2 separate regions of the Homo sapiens genome follow, and region 1 is linked to region 2. A link is a loop called in an ENCODE intact Hi-C map of the cell type or tissue named here. Cell type or tissue: mammary epithelial cell. All regions are shown on one strand. Links, peaks and the distances in the headings refer to the core of each region. The heading gives the core; the rest is flanking DNA. Region 1 overlaps NUP188 (nucleoporin 188). Region 2 overlaps KYAT1-SPOUT1 (KYAT1-SPOUT1 readthrough).

The links. Hi-C counts contacts between places; a loop is a spot of excess contacts. Peaks named below come from ENCODE experiments on the same cell type or tissue, not always from the same donor. Only the 100,000 strongest peaks of a DNase experiment are listed, where the experiment ranks them.
Region 1: a loop joins it to region 2, with 4 times the contacts of the local background. A loop is called at or near these places in 2 of 110 quality-filtered maps.

What each region holds. Positions count from the first base shown.
Region 1 is chr9:128,986,716-128,989,521 of GRCh38, forward strand. It overlaps NUP188 (nucleoporin 188), which reads left to right. Exons shown (of 44, transcript NM_015354.3): 22 at 94-160; 23 at 874-1,002; 24 at 1,332-1,471. Among named protein-coding and RNA genes, the nearest start is that of SH3GLB2, 40 kb to the right of the region's middle. In mammary epithelial cell, for the core only: no CTCF peak of the experiment used is centred there; a DNase peak (open chromatin) is centred at 1,306; H3K27ac peaks cover 1,521 bases.
Region 2 is chr9:128,851,056-128,853,861 of GRCh38, forward strand. All of the region lies in intron 1 of KYAT1-SPOUT1 (KYAT1-SPOUT1 readthrough), which reads right to left. All of the region lies in intron 1 of KYAT1 (kynurenine aminotransferase 1), which reads right to left. Among named protein-coding and RNA genes, the nearest start is that of SPOUT1, 23 kb to the left of the region's middle. In mammary epithelial cell, for the core only: a CTCF peak has its summit at 1,161; no DNase peak of the experiment used is centred there.

The DNA.
Region 1 (2,806 bases), core at 193-2,692, 140 kb after region 2:
TGGCCCCACTGGAGAGCTTTTTTCTTTCCCTTTCTTGAGATAAGGGGTCATTTCACAAGGCCACATCATTCCTCTGTCTTTTCTGGAGTCCAGGTTGCCTGATCTTGGAGCTGATTCATGCGATACTGAACCTGTGCCACGAGACAGACCTGCACAGCAGGTAATGAAGGGTTGATTACTAGAGCTTGGTGCTCGCCAAGGCAAGACACGGGCTTTTGCTGTGCAAAGCCGTCTCAGTTCTTCCAGAGAATTTACCTTGCTTGAGCCCAGAACTCAGTAATCTTGAGGTTGTTAGTTGCTTTCCATTGGCCTGTTTATCATTTCTCACTGTGGACAGAGAAGTAGGAATGAGAGAGAGAGAGAGAGAGAGAGAGTGTGTGTGTGTGTGTGTGTGTGTGTGTGTGTGTGTGTGTGTGTATGTGTATACATACACTAATATATTAATCATTCTTTATGATCGTTACAAAAGTTCATTCCTGACGAGACACTCTTCATATATATCTGCATCCCAGGGCCAGTTACTATGTATTCTTGGTTTTTTCCTCTTTCTGTATTGACTGTAACTTTCTTTCCATGCTACTGCTTATAGATGTCTTATTTTAATGGTTCTATGCATTCCATCATATGGATTAATTATGATCCTTTTCAGTAGCTGTATCTGTTACTTGATGGACATTTAGATTGCTTCTCAGGGTGATCTTTAGGTGATCAAGTCTGTTTCAGGAAAGTGATCAGAGTGCCTTCAGCTTGCAGAGAGCTGGTCTCCAGTGTCCAGTAGGTTAGGTTAGCCACCCTAGCCTAATTGGACAATGCCCTTCCTTCCAAGATACACTGAGTGGCTCCCTGGTAACTCAGAATACCTCTGTCTTCCAGTCATACTCCCAGCCTGCAGTTTCTCTGCATCTGCAGCCTGGCATACACAGAAGCAGGACAGACAGTTATCAATATCATGGGCATTGGCGTGGACACCATTGACATGGTGATGGCTGCTCAGCCTCGAAGGTAGGGCTCCTTCTCCACGTTCCCTTTGTCTGTCTTTATTGTGCCTGCATGTTACTAATAACTCCAGTTTAAGTTAACTTGCAGTAGCTTTTAGAAGACGACATTGTTCTTCCTAGGACATAGCCTTTACATACCCTAGTGGCTGCTGTATAGATTGGCGTATAGCAAAGGGAGTTGATTACTCCTCCTCTCTCCTAGTTTGGACTGGGGCCTCTAACAGAAGCTGTTGAACTCTGGGATTATTGTTGGAATCTAATTCATGAGAGCACATATATTGCGAATGAAGTCATACTGTCTGAATCATCTTTGGTTTCCATTTGGCACCCTAGTGATGGGGCAGAGGGCCAGGGGCAGGGCCAGCTGCTGATCAAGACAGTGAAACTGGCATTCTCCGTCACCAACAATGTTATTCGGCTGAAACCTCCTTCTAATGTGGTGTCCCCCCTGGAACAGGCTCTCTCACAACATGGTATGTATTTCTCTTCCAGTCACAACATGGTATGTATTTCTCTTCCAGTCATTTTTGCTCATAAATACGTATCTTAGGCAGTGTTTTTGGATGTCAACAGTATTTTCTGCTTCTTGAGGAAGTTTGGGAATGATTACCAGCTCCTTTCCTGAAATTGGAAACAAAAGGACTAGATGGTACTTTATTTCTGCCTCCTATTGATGATAGAATAATAGTTAAGAATGCAGATTTGAAGTCAGACTGCCTTGGTTCAAATTTTGTATCCAATCAACTGTGTGACCTTGGGTACGTTATTAAACAACTCTGCCTCTGATTTCTCATCTGTAAAATGGGGATAATGGTACAGGTTGAGTATCCCTTATCTGAAATGCTTGGGACCAGAAGTGTTTTGGGTTTCAGATTTTTTTTTCATATTTTGGAATAGTTGCAGTATACTTACCAGTTTAGCATAAATCCAAAATGTTCCAGTGAGCATTTCCTTTGAGCTATAGTTAGAGATTTTGACACATTCCAGATTTTTTTTAATTTTTTAATTTTTTTTTTTTTTTTTTTTTTTTTTTGAGACAGTCTAGCTCTGTTGCCCAGGCTGGAGTGCAGTGGCGCAATCTCGGCTTACTGCAGCATCTGCCTCCTGGGTTTAAGCAATCCTCCTGCCTCAGCTTCCCGAGTAGCTGGGATTACAGGCATCTGTCCCACGCCCGGCTAATTTTTGTTTTGTTTTGTTTTATTTTGTTGTTTTGTTCTGTTTGGTAGAGACGAGCTTTCGCTATGTTGGCCAGGCTGGTCTCGAACTCCTGACCTCAGGTGACTTGCCCTCTTTGGCCTCCCAAAGTGCTGGGATTACAGGCATGAGCCACCGTGCTCTAATTTGAGGTTTTCAGATTATGGATGCCTGTAGTATCTTCCTAATAAGATTATAATAAAGGGCTGGGCATGGTGGCTCACGTCTGTAATCCCAGCACTTTGGGACGGTGAGGCTGGGGAGGATACTTTGAGTCCAGGAGTTCGAGACCAGCTTGGGCAAAATAAGGAGACCTCCATCTATACCAAAACAAACAAAAAAAAGTAGCTGGGCCTGGTGGCATATGCCTGTGGTCCCAGCTACTCAGGAGGCTGAGGTTGGGGGATTGTTTGAAGCTTGGCAGGTCAAAGCTGCAGTGAGCCATGATTTTGCCACTGCACTCCAGCTTGGACAACATAGTGAAACCCTCTCTCAAAAAGAAAAAAAGATAGGCTGGGTGCAGTGGCTCACGCTTTTAATCCCAGCACTTTGGGAGGCCGAGGTGGGCGGATCACGAGGTCAGGAGTTTGAGACCAGCCTGGCCAACACAGTGA
Region 2 (2,806 bases), core at 113-2,612:
TCAATAAAAAGTGAGGAAACTCAGAGACCGGTACTGGTGCAGGTCCTTGATATGCTGCATGCCGGTCTCCTGGGCCCACTGTTGTTTCTCTACACTTTGTCTCTGTGTCTTATTTCTTTTCTCAGTCTCTCATCCCACCTGACGAGATATCCCACAGGTATGGAGGGGCAGGCCACCCCTTCATCTGACGCCCAATATGGGGCCTTTCTCCAGGGTGAAGTTATGCTGAGAACGTGAGTATTGAGGACAGCTGATGAGAGATTCCCGAGTACGTCCACGGTCAGCCTTGCAGTATGCTTGTGCGCTCGGAGGAATCCAGGGTAACAATGGGGCAAACTGAAAGTAAATATGCCTCTTATCTCAGCTTCATTAAAATTCTCTTAAGAAGAGGGGGAGTTAAAGCTTCTACAGAAAATCTAATTACGCTATTTCAAACAATAGAACAATTCTGCCCATGGTTTCCAGAACAAGGAACTTTAGATTTAAAAGATTGGGAAAAAATTGGCAAGGAATTAAAACAAGCAAGTAGGGAAGGTAAAATCATCCCACTTACAGTATGGAATGATTGGGCCATTATTAAAGCAACTTTAGAACCATTTCAAATAGAAGAAGATAGCATTTCAGTTTCTGATGCCCCTGAAAGCTGTGTGATAGATTGTGAAGAAGAGGCAGAGACAGAGTTCAAGAAAGGAACGGAAAGTTCACATTGTAAATATGTAGCAGAGCCGGTAATGGCTCAGTCAACGCAAAGTGTTGACTACAATCAATTACAGGAGGTAATATATCCTGAAACATTAAAATTAAAAGGAAAAAGTCCAGAATCATTGGGGCCATTGGGGCTACAACCACAATGGCCACCTCCTCCTCAGCCGAGTGAGTGCTGGGGGAGGCAGCCTGAAACTAGGCACACTGCGACTTGGCTCGTGGCACTCATTATTGCCCAACCTACAGTTCACTACAGTGAAGGAGCAATTCAGACTCGCCCTGCAGTGTCCTGTATGGGTCAAACAGTGGCCACTCTCTAAGGAAAAGTTGGGGGCGCTACATAAAATAGTTAAAAAACTATTTAAAAAAGGACATGTTTCACCCACTTTCTCTCTTTAGAATTCTCCTGTGTTTGTAATTCAGAAAAAATCAGGCAGATGGCGCATGCTGACTGACTTAAGAGCTGTTAATGCCATAATACAACCCATGGGTGCTCTCCAACCCGGGATGCCCTCTCTGGCCATGATCCCCAAAGACTGGCCTTTAATTATAATTGATCTGAAGGACTGCTTTTTTACCATTCCTCTGGCAAAACAGGATTTTGAAAAATTTGCTTTTACTATACCAGCCGTAAATAATAAAGAACCAGCCAGGTTTTAGTGGAAAGTGTTGCCTCAGTCCAACTATTTGTCAGACTTTTGTAGCTCAAGTTCTTCAACCAGTTAGAGACAAGTTTTCAGATTGTTATGTCATTCATTATGTTGATGATATTTTGTGTGCTGCAGAAACAAGAGACAAATTAATTGACTGTTACACATTTCTGCAGACAGATGTTGCAAACGCAGGACTGACAATAGCATCTGATAAGATTCAGACCTCTACTCCTTTCCATTATTTGGGAATGCAGGTAGAGGAAAGGAAAATTAAACCACAAAAAATAAAAATAAGAAAAGACACATTAAAAAACATTAAATGACTTTCAAAAATTGCTAAGACATATTAATTGGATTCGGCCAACTCTAGGCATCCCTACTTATGCCATGTCAAATTTGTTTTCTATCTTGAGAGGGGATCCAGACTTAAACAGTAAAAAACCATTAACTCCAGAAGCAACTAAAGAAATTGAATTAGTTGAAGAAAAAATTCGGTCAGCACAAGTAAATAGAATAGATCATTTAGCCCCACTCCAACTTTTGATTTTTGCTACTGCACATTCTCCAACAGGCATTATTGTTCAAAATACTGATCTTGCAGAGTGGTCATTCCTTCCTCACAGTACAACTAAGACTTTTACATTGTACTTAGATCAAATGGCTACATTAATTGGTCAGGCAAGACTACATATAGTAAAATTGTGTGGAAGTGACCCAGATAAAATCATTGTTCCTTTAAACAAGGAACAGGTTAGACAAGCTTTTATCAATTCTGCTGCATGCCAGATTGGTCTTGCTGATTTTGTGGGAATTATTGACAATCATTACCCAAAAACAAAAATCTTCCAGTTCTTAAAATTGATTACTTGGATTTTACCTAAAATTACCAGATATAAACCTTTAGAAAATGCTCTGATGGCGTTTACTGATTGTTCCAGCAATGGAAAAGTGGCTTAAACTGGGCCAAAAGAACAAGTCATTGAAACTCAATATCACTCAGCTCAAAGAGCAGAGTTGGTTGCTGTCATTTCAGTGTTACAAGGTTTTAATCAGCCTATTAACATTGTTTCAGATTCTGCATATGTAGTACAGGCTACAAAGGATGTTGAGACAGCCCTAATCAAATATAGTATGGATGATCAGTTAAATCAGCTGTTTAATTCGTTACAACAAACTGTAAGAAAAAGAAATTTCCCATTTTATATTACTCATATTCGAACACATACTAATTTACCAGGGCCTTTAACTAAGGCAAATGAACAAGCTGACTTGCTAGTATCATCTGCATTCATAAAAGCATAAAAACTTCGTGCCTTGACTCATGTAAATGCATCAGGACTAAAAAATAAATTTGATATCATATGAAAACAGGCAAAAAATGTTGTACAACATTGTACTCAGTGTCAAGTCCTACATGTGCCCACTCAGGAGGCAGGAGTTAATCCCAG